2 separate regions of the Mus musculus genome follow, and region 1 is linked to region 2. Evidence: chromatin loops called from intact Hi-C (ENCODE). Cell type or tissue: gastrocnemius. All regions are shown on one strand. Links, peaks and the distances in the headings refer to the core of each region. The heading gives the core; the rest is flanking DNA. Region 1 overlaps Unkl (unkempt family like zinc finger). Region 2 overlaps Ube2i (ubiquitin-conjugating enzyme E2I).

Region 1 (7,314 bases), core at 1,118-6,117, 54 kb before region 2:
AAGGTAGTGGATTTGTGACTTCACTGCTCTCAGAATAGCTTCAGGGTCAAGAGACCTGAACAGAAAACCAGCAAAAATAATAAATGGTGCTGTCACTACTGCCTGGCCTTAAGAGGACCAGTGAATATCTTTCTAAAAAAGATGGAAAATCGGACAAAGAAAAAAAAATGAGTTCCAGAGGTAGGAATTTTTGACCCTAAACCCAAACTGACGGTGAAGCTGCCAGAAAGCATGGGAAGAGCGTGGAATGTGGTCACTTAACCTAAGTCTCAGATTCTACTTGGCTGCAGAAGGCAGAGCCCTGGGCCACCTCACCTCATGCCCCACAGTGTGTCCCTGAGCCAGCTGTTCCTCGCCCCTGGGAGGCGTGACTCCTATGGTGGACACTCAGGTTCATCCCGTTCGCCTTTGCATCCCTCAGGGGGGGCATGGTCACTGTAGGCTCATTTGCCAGATTCTTAGCACACGGGGTATGCTTTTCTGTCCTAGGTCTACGCCCTGTCCTAGTGTGAAGCACGGTGACGAGTGGGGCGAGCCCTCACGGTGTGACGGTGGGGACAGCTGTCAGTACTGCCATTCCCGCACGGAGCAGCAGTTCCATCCTGAGGTAGGCATTGGTCAGGGCCAGACAGGACTACTGGCAGCTCAAGAGGGGCTGGCTGTGTGTGGGATCCTCACTGGAAGGGCATGTAGGACTCAGAAACGCCACATGCTATGAGATGTATTAAATCAGCCTTGGAGGAGTTAGGGAAGTGGGGTGGGAGCAGGAAGACAGGAAGGACCCGTGAAGTGAAAACAGCTTCGCCTCCCAGACAGGGAGTATAACCAGGAAGGGACAGTTGTCACTAGAGAGTTCCCACCACTCCCCTGGCACTGGCTGCCCTATTTCTAGTACCTACTGAGGTCCAGCTGATCGAGTGTAGCCCACAGCTCCAGCCTGGGTGCTATGTGAGTAAACTGCCTGTCCCTGAGCAACAGACTTTCAGTAGTGAGGATGTTCAGGGGTTCAAAGGTCACCACATAGATGGGAAGGACTGTCCTGTGGAATATTCTAGATAGGTGTTTGGCCCATTCCTTATGAGTTCCCCTTGGCTGCTCAGTCATCCAAACAGAATGCATTCAGATTTGAATTAAAATGAAAAAGTAGGGGGAGGAGATGTTTGAAGAGGGCTGCAATCTAGATGTAAAGTAAATACATTAATTAATAAAAGAATGAATAAGCAGACAAAATGTCCTTGGGCATCTAAGTCTGCAGGTAGTGGGGCTAGGCTAGTGGAACTGAAGGGCATAGCTGTATGCAGGCATAAGTGTGCTAGTGCAGGGGCTGTTGTCATGCCCTCCCTGAGCCTTTTGAGTGGGTAGTGTTGTTTTGGTATCTAGGGAATGTTGGCTCCTGGGTGCCAGTCTTGTCTTCGTTCTTTCCCAGGTCCCCATGGTGAAGTAGTGGGCAGTCTGGTCGTAAGATAGGTGCTTGTATAAGCACCTATCATTGAACAGGCATTGCTCGAGCTTCTGCTGTCTACCAGACAGACACCTTTCCAGAGTGTCAAGTAGTCTTTGCCTGGCGGTCTGACAGACAGACTTGGCTCTGACCAATACATTTTGCAGAGCGGAGGGTTTTTAGGACCAAGGGCATCTAGGGGCAAATGGTATGGTGGCCATCTGTCTATCACTAGAAAGGAAAGGGTTGTGTAGCTCAAAGATTTGGAGGTTCCCAGTCATGATCACAAGCATATCTCATAGTTACAGGGGCCTTGCACTAGGCCCTGCCTTGTCACCGGTCCAGCATCTTCTGGTCTAAGAGCCAGGCCTTCATGAGCTTTTGGAGACACTGCAGATTTGTTCTGCAGCTGGGAAGTGCTCACTCACTCTGTTTGCTTCGGTGTTCTAAGCGGCCAGCTGCGCTTCATAGAAAACAGATCACTAAGCCACCATGTTTTGTCTGATTTCCTAGATCTACAAATCTACAAAATGCAACGATATGCGCCAAACTGGCTACTGCCCTCGGGGCCCTTTCTGTGCCTTTGCACACACTGAGAGTAAGTAGACGATCTTCAGGGGGGTGTGGGGGAGGGGGCACCTCAGCCACCATGTGGCCAAGGAGCTCACTCAGCAGCTCCACAGTCTCACAGTGACCTGGGACTAGGCATGTCTGGGAATCCTGTATATAATGCCCGTTGAGATGGCTGGGGTGGGGGCAGGGAGAGGGGAGGGCTCATGCCTCATGGCTGGACCTGCCTTGCCCTTTGCACCTGGGACAGACTAGACCTGTGATGCTTGAAAGGACCCCTGTCCCCGGCCTCCTAGGTCCCACCTGCCTCCTGGGGATACGGATCTGTTGTCATTCTCGTGCTCACCTGCTTTGCTGCTGTCCTGCTGGGACTGAGTGTCAGTGGCTTTGTAGAGTCACTTTCTGTCCCTGTAGCTAGAGGTGCCAAGATCCTTAGTTGGGCTTGGCCAGCTGGCCTCAGACCCTACGGTCATTTATTGTCACATAGGCTCATAATTGATTCTCTAAAGCTGCTCCCCCAGCTCAGGAGTCTGAGTTCTGGTGGTTATAAAGCAGTTGCAAGCTCAGACTTCATTTTCTGTTCCAGTTGGAGTGGCAGCTGTTTCTGATCACACTTGACATGTTGTTGTTCATGTTAAAAATGATTGAACCCAAATAGCACTATTTGGGGCTAGAGAGATGGTTCAGTAGTTAAGAGCATGCATTGCTCTTGCAGAGTCGAGAGCTGAATTCCCAGCACCCACAACCGCTAGGGAATCAAATGCACACTCAGGGACCCCCGGAGCACCTGTACTCACATGCACACATCCACACAGAATACACACCTTAAAACAGATGTACCAACCATTGAGCCACCTCTCCAGCCCCTAAAAAGAATTTTTTTTTTTTTTTTCCGAGACAAGGTTTCTCTGTGTAGCCCTGGCTGTCCTGGAACTCACTCTGTAGACCAGGCTGGCCTCGAACTCAGAAATCCACCTGCCTCTGTCTCCCAAGTGCTGGGATTAAAGGCGTGCACCGCCGCCATCACCACCCAGCAAAAAAGAATTTTTTATTTTAATTTCATGGCTCTGTGTGGGCTGGCCTGCCACCCAGAACAAGGGAAGTGGTTACAACATCAACCGGTCCTCTCCACCTGTCCTGTGGGCCAGCTGGCGGCCCCTCAGTGCCAGTTTCTCTTTTTTTTCTCTTGGCAGAGAGCCTGGCTATGGTGAACGAGTGGAGCTGCCGTGATCTCAGTTCCAACAGCACCTCAGCTTATAGCAGCCAGCCTGGAAGTGTAAGTGGACACTGCTTGGATCAGTCCCACTGAGGGGACAGGCATGGGGTGAGGTTTGGGTGGTGTGGCTGAAAGCAGCCTACATGTGGAGTTGTGATTCCTCCTCAGATAGTCTAGAAAAGTCTTGCCTGGGCTGGAGCAGGACATCATGCCCCTGCTGCACTGCTTTGTGGGATTCGGCCTTAGCGGGCATCTGGTGCCTTGCCAGCCCTCGACTTGGCAGATCCCTTGGGCTGTCCGTCCTAGGCAGTTGGAGGTCATCAACAAGTGGTATCTGATGCAGCATCTCAGTCTGTTACTCGGCATCCCCATGCTTTGGGTGAGGGGCGTCCTGTATCTGATGGGTGTGATGAGGATGGATCGTTCTCGGACTGAGAAGTCACTTCCTGTTCGTGCCAGAGTCAGCCACTAGAGTAGGTCCCTGGGGAGCCATCCCAGGATAGGGACAGGATGTTCAAAAACGGATTTAAAATAGCATTTGGTTCTAAACAGTTTGTGTGACATTGACGTAGTCCTGAGGTTGCTGGGCAGTGTGGTTTATGCCCAGCATTCAGGAGGTGGAGGTAGGAGGTCTCTGAGTTTGAGGACAGCCTGGTTTATAAAGTGAGTTCCAGAAACCCTGTCTTAAAACAAAACAAAACAAAAACAAACTATTAAAAATGAGGGGAAAAAAAGAAGTCTCCCTGAATTAGTTGAACAGAGCCGCTCTGCTCAGCTCATGCAGTCAGGGTGTCGCTGCACTTGGTTGCTAAGCCACTGTTGGACCCTGAGTCTGTTAGGGCTCCTGAGGTTCTGTAGGTGTTTCTTTGTGGTCTAGGGTTTAGTCACTTTTGTTCTTTGGCCCTTCTGCCTAGGATGGTCTTCTCTGGCTGGTAGGGCAGGCTCCATATGTGTTCTAGGTATGGCAGGCATCCTCTGCTGCTCTCGGCTCAGGAGGCCCCAGTCTGTGATGCTCTGTTGCTGGTGTCAGTGAGCTCTCCCGAGAGTCCCTCTCTCTCTGAGTGAGGGTGGAGGAGTGCCTGTGGATGAGTCATCTCTACATTCTTTCCTGCTCTGGGCCTGGAACCCTGCGGGCACTCTATACTCAGAACTTTCCACGTCTCTTGGAATTGTCACAAAACCCTCACAGGGCCACTTGAAATGCTGGGAGCTCTTCTCCTTCAAGGAGGCACAGCTGGGCCTGTCTTAGGGTTTCATTGCTGTGAAGAGACACCATGACCAAGGCAACACTACAAAGGACAACATTTAATTGGACCTGGCTTACAGGTTCAGAGGTTCATTATCATCATGGCAAGACCATGGCGGTGTGCAGACAGGCATGGTGCTAGAGTAGCTAAGAATTCGACATCTTGATCGGCTGGCAGCCACGAGTAGACTAGATTCCACCCTGTGTGTAGCCTGAGCAGAGCAGACCTCCCACAAAGTGACATACTTCTTCCAACAAGGCCACATCTCCTGGTAGTGTCACTCCCTATAGCCAGACTTTCAAACATGAGTCTATGAGGCTAAACCTATTCAAACCACCACAACCTCCCTTGGGCAATTCTGAACAGACTTAGCCTTGGTGCTGTTTGGGTCAAGCAAGAGATCTGCACACACCGGGCGGTGGTGGCGCACTCCTTTAATCCCAGCACTTGGGAGGCAGAGGCAGGTGGATTTCTGAGTTTGAGGCCAGCCTGGTCTACAAAGTGAGTTCCAGGACAGCCAGGGCTATACAGAGAAACCCTGTCTCGAAAAAAACAAACAAACAAAAAAAGAGACCTGTACACACCCAGGCCATTTTGTTGAATAACTCCTTGGCTTGGTACATGTGTCAAGGCCTGTCTTTCCCTGAGTGATCCAAATGTGGGAAGAGCTTTGGGTACCAGTGAACAGGAACTGTGTAAACACTTTCTCAGTGTTTTGTAGGGTTGTTGGTTATTGTTTTGGTTTTTTGGTTTTTTTTTTTTTTTTTTTTTTTGAGATGAGGTCTTATTCTATGACCTAGGTTGGCCTCAAACTCAACGATCTGCCCGCCTCAGTCTCCTTTGTAATGGGATTACAAGCCCAGTCCAGCACACCAGCTCCAGCATTTTCTAAATTGTAAACAAAGTGTAGGCCTATGTGTTTTCAGGAGATGTCTCCTTGCCTTTCTAACCTGAGCGGGTCTTCTATTTGCAGGCCAAAAGGAAAGACTCCCCCTCTGAAGGAAGCCAGAAAGCTACTGAGGACAGCAAGCAGGTACAGCATCGCATGGCTTTCTGTTAGGCCTTTCTGTGTCCGCACTCTACTGCTGAGTTAAGCCCCCAGTCCCACTGCCTACTTGTTCTGTAATTGTTTTCTTTCTTTTGCTCATATTCATGTGTCCTTTGTTTTACTGTTCAAAATACTTAAGACTGGTGGTGACAGTGATACACGCCTTTAATCCCAGCACTTGGGAAGCAGAGCAGACAGATCTCTGTGACTTCAGGGCCAGCCTGCAGAGCTCGTTCCAGGACACAAAGAAACCCTGTGGTTCCCCACTCCCCTCACCCTGAAAATTGTGACCTACCTTGAAAACAAAATCAAAGCCTTGTAGCATTTTTTTTCTCTGGGAAATATAGGCCCTTGAGTCAGCTGCAGCGACTGTAGCCAAGTGTTTCAGGCAGAGGCCTGAGCAGCAGAACTCTCTTTTTTTTTATTTTAAGATTACTTTTTTTGTTTTGTTTTGTTTTGTTTTGTTTTGTTTTGTTTTGTTTTTTTCGAGATAGGGTTTCTCTGTATAGTCCTGGCTGTCTTGGAACTCACTTTGTAGACCAGGCTGGCCTTGAACTCAGAAATCCACCTGCCTCTGCCTCCTGAGTGCTGGGATTAAAGGCGTGCGCCACCACGCCCGGCAAGACTTACTTATTTTTATGTATAGGAGTACACTATAGCTGTACAGATGGTTGTAAGCCTTTTCATGTGGTCGTTGGGACCTCTGCTTGCTCCAGTCGGCCCCACTTGCTAGGCCCCTGCTTGCTTTGGCCCAAAGATTTATTAATTATTATAGATAAGTACACTGTAGCTGTCTTCAGATGCACCAGAAGAGGGCGTCAGATCTCATTATGGGTGGTTGTGAGCCACCATGTGGTTGCTGGGATTTGAACTCAGGACCTTTGGAAGAACAGTCAGTGCTTTTAACTGCTGAGCCATCTCATCAGCCTGCAAAAGAACTCTTATTTCCAATTCCTTGAGGTTAGAGACTGAGCTAAAGGTGGGGTCAGGCCTGGGGCCTCTCCTGGGCCCACAGACATGTGTACTCACTGGCTTCACAGGGTTATCCCTTGGCACATGCCTTTGTCCTCATCTCTTACAAGGACAGTGATCTCATTATAACCTACTGAGTCTGTAAAGATTCTTGGGTCCAGATTAGGTTACACCCAGATGTCTTGGTCATAAGGGTTCCCACATGTGGATTTAAGGGGCACTGTTTAGCCCATCCTCCCATGTTCACGAGCCTAGCTTGTTTATTAGAGTGGACATCAGTGGCTCTGGGGAGCCTCCCATCTGAGAATACAACCTGTCTGTGTTCACTAAAGCTCCCTAGCAATACCCTGGTCCTGTGATGGGGGCTTCATGTGCCCTTAACCTCAAGGCCTCTTCCCTAACCAGTTTAGCTTTTCTATGTTAGTTCGGACTAAGTTGTCTGTTTTAGGAAACAAATTTTTGTCTTGATACAGCTGCCCCAATGACTCAAGATCATTTGTGTTTCCTTACGCCATAAAAGGATGGTGACCATTGCAAGGCAACGCAATCCATGACTGTAACCCCAAATCCCAGGACTTGGTAGGCCAAGTCAGGTTCATGAGTTCAAGGCTAACCTAGGCCATAGGGTAGAACCCTATCTCAAAATTAATAAGTAATCAATCAATCAGTTAATCAGCACTGGCTCAGAACTTGCTCTGAGTGAATTGTCACTTCCTCTCCTTCCTGTGATTTCTGCTGTCCACACGGAGCCAGGGCAAGGAGAGGAGGAGGTGAGGCGTTCATGGGTCACAGGGACAGGGTATTAGTTGGGGAAATTGAA
Region 2 (7,314 bases), core at 765-5,764:
CGCCATATAAACACAAAGGAAGTGGTGCAGGATGGAAATGCTGGCCAACTTTGGATCTGAGGCTCATAAGCAACAGCCCAGGTTTCTGAGAAGGACGAGGGTAGGGAAGGAGGGACAGTGTGGTTCTGTCACACAGCCAGATGGAAGCCAGAGCTCTGAACAGTGGGAAGCATGCCTGCATCCGAGCGCGACGCAAAGAAACTAGCTGCTAGGGGCTTACCAAGTACAAAAGTTTATCACTTTACAGCAGTTGAAATACTGACATCAATATTAAAATAAAAGCAAGTTTTACTTAATAATCAAAAATACAAAAGACTGAATATGCCAGTGGCGGAAATGGAAAATGGCGCCCGCTCAACCCTCCCAGGCGACTAGTAACTGTACGGAGCGACTTAGATCTGCAAAAGGTTGTAAACAAGTTCTTGCCAAGCCAATCCCTTCCTCGTCATGGAGCCCAGGGCCGCTGCTTATGAGGGGGCAAACTTCTTCGCTTGTGCTCGGACCCTTTTCTCATATTCCACTCTGTTTTGGCTAAGGGGGTCAAGAGGAAAAAAAGAGAGTTAGATAGGGCGGCAACATGACCTGCTTGCTGAGATGGAGAGAACCCACCCAGTGCCTGCCCAGGAGCAGGGAGGCAAAGTGGTTGGTTATACCAGGTGGCCCTGTGACAGGGGAGGGGCGACAACCTCCCTGGAAGGTTCTATGTCCACCTCAACATCAGGAACAGAACATAGGCAAACACATGGGAGACAGAGTGTCCTCGGCCTCTTGCAGTGTCACTACCCATGCTGTGCTGAGCCTTTTGCTAGATAGAGTCAGGGCTTTGCTGCCCAGGCTCGAGTGCAATGGTGCTCCAGTAGACTCCCACTACTGCCTAGTAAGTGCCGTCTGTGGCTCCACTGCTGGGAAGCCACGTCAGTGGTGAACTCACTCTACCACGGCCTCTCAGCTCAGGTGGGAACACAAGTGTGTATGTCCACCTAGCAAACTCAGGAAGCCTGCTCTTAGACAGGTGGAGAGCAGCTCACTGGCACTGGGTTTTGTTCAGTTCTGAAGACAGGTAAGAGCATCTGTGGGCTTTCACTGTTGAGACTTCAGACCTAGGCTAGCCTGCACTGTGAATGGGAACAGAAAAGTGATGTACGGGAACAATGTGACCTTAAGGACCACAGAACAAGAAGACATTTCCAGGCTGGGCTCCTTAGAGCAGCAGTCCTTAGGGGTCACAGTCAATAGTCCTGGCATAGCATGAGTCGCAACACATCAGTGACCTCGCAAAGTGTCCCTAGAGCAAGCCTGAGCCCAAGTTGCCTGGCCTCGGAGATTACAGACAGAGTGGCAGGTTCTTGTACCAAGGTCACCTCAGAAAGGCCCAGTATCAGAACCCAAACAGGGAGGACATAATACTTAGAAGCTCATGCTAGTCCTGGGAGGCGGCTGACATTACCATGATGACAGCAGCTCAGCCCTCAACCAAGAGTACTGCCATTCACTAAACAAGGCTATGACAGCAAGGCCACTCAGGAAGGAGGGGCAAGAGCTTCTACATACACAGTGAAAGCAGGCACAAAACATGTTATTGACAGAAACCCAGATGATGCAGGAGAGAAACCCCAGCACCAAGGACTGCACTAAGTGCTGGAAAAACAGAGCCATGTTAGCTAGCCGGGAACCACACCTTAAGGCCAACCGTGAACAGAGCTTGGTCTAAGGCAGAGTGCTGCTGAGCACCAGCGCAATGAGGGGCTCCAAGGGCTTGGCAGAAGCACACCGCTTCATGAGCTGCATACTCCTTGTGCCTGTGCCTGGTGCAGGCAGCACAACACAACACTGATGGAGCTGACCTGTCACAGCATCTTACACAGGGTCAGGCCTGAAAGACCCTGGAGCACAGGCAGTCAGTACACAACATTGCACCAATGGGTGTAAGCTACATTCCCAGGGATGCTAGACAGGCTTGCCCTGGCCACCAGAGAAGGCAGCACACAAGTATCAAGGTTGGATATGCACCCAATTTTCTTCTGATTCCTTCCCTGACAATACAGTGCACACCCACTCCTTCCTGTCCCACATAGTTCTAGTGGGTTGACAGACCTCCCTAGAGCCATGGGCTAAGACAGGGGTGCCTGGGACTCTGCTCAGAGGACCTCTGCTCTATTTCCATTGGGGTGAGTAGGCGGTTGGTACTTGAGACACAGGGAGAACAGTGGGGTCAAGGTCCCTGCAGTAACACTAATCTTAGGAATGAATTCCAGCCACAGTAACTTTAGTCCTTGCCTAGATTAGCAGGATCCTCACAGTCAGCAAGGATGAAGCGTGAGTGTGTGCACTCACATACTCGTTGGACCTCTATTTTAAGTGTTTTCCGTGCTGCCTACAGAACTGGCTCAACTGTTATTCAAGTCCTAACTGATCATGGGAGGTTATTCTCCTTCAGTAGATAGAAAAAGAGCCAAGAGCACTCTATCAGCGAGGCTGTGTTATGCAATGGGCCACAACCTTTTATACACCTACCACAGATCACTCCAAATGGCCCATCAGTGCCCACACCACCTGTTCTATGCCCACAGTCACATCTGGGCCCTGTCCTTGCTCAGAGTAAGCTCCGTGTACACATGGCTCTGTTCCTGACCAGTCAGACATGCAGTGTCCTTGGTGGCTCTTGTGGTGCTGCCACCCAGTGGGAGTATGCGCCTCTTCCCCGGGACTCCCTCTCAGCTCTCATATCCCAGAGCTCCAACCTGACAGGCAGCCAGTCTGCACTTCCAGGAAAGGAAGGTTAGCCAGCTGGCAGTTGCTACTAACCAGTAAATTGTGTAGGCCTCTGCTTGAGCTGGGTCTTGAATATTTGGTTCATTTAGAAGTTCTTGTATTCCTAATAAGATCTGTAAGAGAAACAAAAACAATCAGCTCGCCGGGCATGGTGGTGCACGCCTTTAATCCCAGCACTTGGGAGGCAGAGGCGGGCGGATTTCTGAGTTCGAGGCCAGCCTGATCTACAGAGTGAGTTCCAGGACAGCCAGGGCTACACAGAGAAACCCTGTCTCCAAAAACCAAAGCAAACCAATCAGCTTACATTGAGAGGGCTTGTGAAAAACACTGTTGGCTACTGTGACCAGGACAAACCCCTAAGAGGGCAGTCAGGTGCTACTCCATACCTGTTTGATGGTGATAGCTGGCCTCCAGTCCTTGTCTTCCTCCAGGATGGACAGGCACACTGTGCCAGAAGGATACACGTTTGGATGAAACAGTGGGGGCTCAAATTTACCTGGAGGACAGGGAGGGGAAGGAATACTTTTGGAGGCAGATGCTGTCCCCATCCTGTGCTGGCCCTGACCGGTCTTCCTGACACTAGAGCTCTTTTAAAAGATACAAACTCAGAAACTCAATAGCAGAGGGTCCAGAAAGAGGAGAGTACGCCTTTCCTTCCTGAGGAGCTGAGCCTAGACAAAGCAGCCAGAAGACACCATGGTCAGGAGCCAGAGGGACTAAGCCTATGCTCTTCTCATGTTCATAGGAAGAGGAAAGAGGCTAGAATGCATGCCCCAAAGACCTTTTCAGTGTACACAGGCTTCAAGTACACCACATTTCTCTACAATAGTAGAAAAATCTACTCCAAACTCAGGTACTATTCTATAGCTGATACTTGAGAAGGTGCCTCACTTTGATCTAGGCAACCTTCTTTCGCTTTATTTTCAAACCTGTACACCCCCAAAAGTACAAGTCTAAAGGCAGCTTGTTTTTTAGTAAATGAAGGGGTCTGGGGGGGCGGGGGGCAGCTCTGCGGCAGCACACTTCCCTGGTATACATCAGGTTTTGGCTGAGTTCCCAGTACTACAAACAAATGAGCTGAGCAGCAGCATCAACTACACACCTATACCAACTACTCTGTAGGCTAAGCAAGAAGATTATGAATGGAAGGCCAGCCTAGGCATCTTAGTGATATCTTGTTTAACAAACAACAAAACAGGGGTGAGGTGGGGTTGGATAAAGGGCTTAGAGGTTAGGAACACTAACTGTTCTTCCAGAGGATCGGGGCTCGTATGGAGACTTACAACTACTGCTGCTCTGGGGAGGGAATGAATGTTTGTTCCTTCTTTTCTTTCTTTTGTTTTTTAAAAGTGGGTTTCTCTATACAGCCCTGGCTGACCTGCCTTGAACTCTGGTGGGATGAAAGATGCCACCCCCACCCCCAATTTTGTTAAACCCTTACTGTCCTCGAGCTTTAAATAAAAGAAAGGTGGGAGTGTAGTGATGGAACGCTTGTCTAGCTAGCATCTGTGAGGCCCTGGGTTCAATCCCAAGCATCACAAAATGCTAATAAGTTAATAAGAATGAGACAAAGCATCAACACCAGCATTAAGGCTGAATCCTAGAAACCTCCCTAACTGCTCTGTGCAGACAGAATGGCTCTGAGTTACTGCATGCCTCTCCAAGCAGAGCTGTGAGGAAGGACCTGAGAGTGACTTATGCCATGGGCACAATGATAAGCAAATGGAGAGGGTTTGGGTGTCAAGACCCCAAACTAATTTCATCAGTTCCTCCAGCCCATCTGTCTCACAATTGGGCCAGGCCTCCACAGAGGCACTTCTGGCAGCCACCTTAATTTTTTTTTTTTAAAACCCACTGAAGAGTGATTGCACACACCTCTGATCCCAGCACCTGGTAAGCAGAGGCAGGCAGATCTCTGAGTTTGAGGCCAGTCTGGTATGTGGAGGAACTTCCAGGACAGCCAAGGCTACACAGGAAAACCTGTTTCACCCCAACCCCAATTTTTTCCCTGTTTTTAATATGTGTAGATATATATGTTTAATATGTGTAGATATATATGTTTGTGGATCATGTATGTGTAGCGCTCATGGAAGCCAGAAAAGGGTGTCAAATCCCCTAGGACGGGAGTTGTAGTGGAACTGTCATGGGATGTTAGAATCCAACCTTGGTCCACTAGAGGAGCAGCTAGTATTCTAACCCAGAGCCAACACTTCTGCTTTAAAGCTCACCTTATCTCTGGGTCCCTTACTCATCAGTGATTCTCAACACAAGTCTGCTCCAGCAGGCATCTTTCCAATTCTGGGCTCTTCTTTGTGTCCTTTAACTTGTACTTTGCAAACACAAGTTTACTCTTCCTTGCCAACCATGTTTACTTCTACCAGCCATACCTTGCATGAATCTCAGCTGGCCCATGAGCCCCTCCCTGTTTTTAGCCTCACTCAGCAATAGAAGCTGCTTTGAGCTGCATGGATCAGACATTAAGGAACCCACCATTTTGCTGTCTGGGGGTTTAGATGCTCCATCTTGCTTCCCTTTAATCTCAATTATTTCCCAGGCTGCTACTAATACACACCTGCACCAACTCTTTGACTTCTGATTCTTACCAACCTGGCTTCCGTGGTGTTCCTGTCTTTGTGAACATGTGTGAGCATTTCTACTGGTAGTTCTACAGAACAGTGGCAGGTCAGCTTTACTGGTGACAGCAGAGATCTTCCAGAGAAACAGCCTTCACATAACCCAGCAAGGGCCAAGAGCTTCTGCTGCCCAGCCCTTGGCTGCCTCAGGTCTCCTTCTCGATAACCCAGAAGAGCCTGACAAACGTGTACTCTGCTCCGTTGCATCCCTAGCTGGTGTCTTCTAAGACTGACTTAACTCCAGGGTCACAATTATAGCCAATCCCCAAGGCCAACACCGAGTACAAGACCTCTCTCCCATGGCATTTGGTACCACTACAACAGCTCAGTTCCAAACGTCTGCAGGCTATGCTCCATTTCTTCACGTTCACCTTTTTCCTCCTAAGCATGCTTCTTGGTTTTCCTAGCCAGTTTTGAGAGACTTGTCTCATTGTATTTGCTCAGGATTCCAGCACCACACGAAAGGAAAGAGACCAACAACTCTGTCTACCTCAATCCTAGCTACATACCCCTTAAAAGAAAAAACTAACAAAAGAACTCAGGCAGACAAGGAAATCCCAAACAGAACAGGCAAGACTCCATCTAGTGGTTCCCAATAAACTATGTTTTAGTACTCCTGGGGAACTCTGCATCAGGTAACATCTATTTATAAACCAGCTCAGACCTGGCCTTACTTATCCTGGGCAGAATGGTGGTGGTGGGCACTGTACCCCCAAGCAAGTTCTGCTGAGCTGAACAGAGATCAGTCCAGCCTTCTCTTCTGACCCCATGGTCTGAAGGCCATGAGCATCCCACAGAACACAGCAGATGGGGATGAGTAAGAGTCTCCTCTCTCCTTTAGTGCTCTGAATGGAACTCAGCTGATATATGCTAACCACTCACGTAATCTATGGGAACTTACAGACTCGAGTTCTCCTGTGGGCACAAAAGCACCCAGAAGCTTCAGCCTGACACAACTCTCCCTCTGCCATGTGTGGTACATCCTAATAGGCTGGGATTAGAGACCACACTAATTACATGCGCATCTACCCTGGGACTTGTCATCCAAGACAACTCACCAGGACCGACTATCCCAGCACTGGCACCTGCCTACTAGGCCAAGCACTCACAGACATGGCTCCCAAAGGGTGGTGGTAGTGCTGGGAAGTGGACTGCAGGCTCTTTGCACAACTTACATTTTGGTGGTGAGGACGGATAGTCATCTTTGAAAAGCATCCGTAGCTTGAACAAGCCTCCTTCCCATGGAGTCTGTGGGGAGGGAACCAAGGTTAGACCAGTGGCTCACTTGCCAAGGTAAGCCCAGGAGAAGTTTCCTGAAACCTGGGTCCTTTGGGCTTCTTCTCTAACTGCCCTACACCACCATTACTGCATACTCTGCAACTGAGCCTTGTATAGATGAACCCAAACTATGTTTTTGCTCAGACACTAAGCTGACCTAGAGGTCTGGGTTTGGTGAATGCCTGAAGTTATAGGAGACCATCCCTCTTACATGTGCTGGACAAGGGCAGACAACCGGCTGCACTCAGGCCCATGAGTGTAAAGAAACACGGCCTGGGTTCTCCATGGGCACCTCACCATTGGGGCTTACTGCTTTGTAGCCAGCAACCTTCACCTGCTCTTTACCCCTGACCCCGGGCTGTTCACTGATCCAGTGATTTGCCAAGGTCCAAGCCTCCTTACCACCACAGGCCACTCCTTATCCAGGGGAGAGCTGTGACCTGGCAGGCTAGCTGTGGTCACAAATATGCAAACTTAGGTCCCTTCTAGTAGTTCTGCTCCTTCAGATCTGTTAAGTTAGTAGGTGCAAAGCCAGCAGTCACCCTTACCCCCTTCTTTCCAGGGATAGCGCACTCCCAGTTCATCAGGTTCATTGTGCCATCAGGGTTCTTTGTTGGGACAGCTACAAAGC

What was found. Hi-C counts contacts between places; a loop is a spot of excess contacts. Peaks named below come from ENCODE experiments on the same cell type or tissue, not always from the same donor. Only the 100,000 strongest peaks of a DNase experiment are listed, where the experiment ranks them.
Region 1: it touches region 2 in a loop (2.2-fold over the local background); 4 of 42 quality-filtered maps call a loop at or near these places.

The regions. Positions count from the first base shown.
Region 1 is chr17:25,207,600-25,214,913 of GRCm38, forward strand. Unkl (unkempt family like zinc finger) reads left to right here. Exons shown (of 15, transcript NM_001197024.1): 6 at 490-607; 7 at 1,955-2,039; 8 at 3,205-3,287; 9 at 5,448-5,507. Among named protein-coding and RNA genes, the nearest start is that of Gm52286, 22 kb to the left of the region's middle. In gastrocnemius, for the core only: no CTCF peak of the experiment used is centred there; DNase peaks (open chromatin) are centred at 3,205 and 3,465; H3K4me3 peaks cover 210 bases; H3K27ac peaks cover 2,802 bases.
Region 2 is chr17:25,261,961-25,269,274 of GRCm38, forward strand. Ube2i (ubiquitin-conjugating enzyme E2I) reads right to left here. Exons shown (of 7, transcript NM_001177610.1): 3 at 7,232-7,314; 4 at 6,581-6,653; 5 at 3,159-3,268; 6 at 2,806-2,885; 7 at 1-531. The coding sequence ends at 468. Among named protein-coding and RNA genes, the nearest start is that of Ube2i, 7.8 kb to the right of the region's middle. In gastrocnemius, for the core only: a CTCF peak has its summit at 2,687 (motif pointing left); no DNase peak of the experiment used is centred there; H3K27ac peaks cover 396 bases.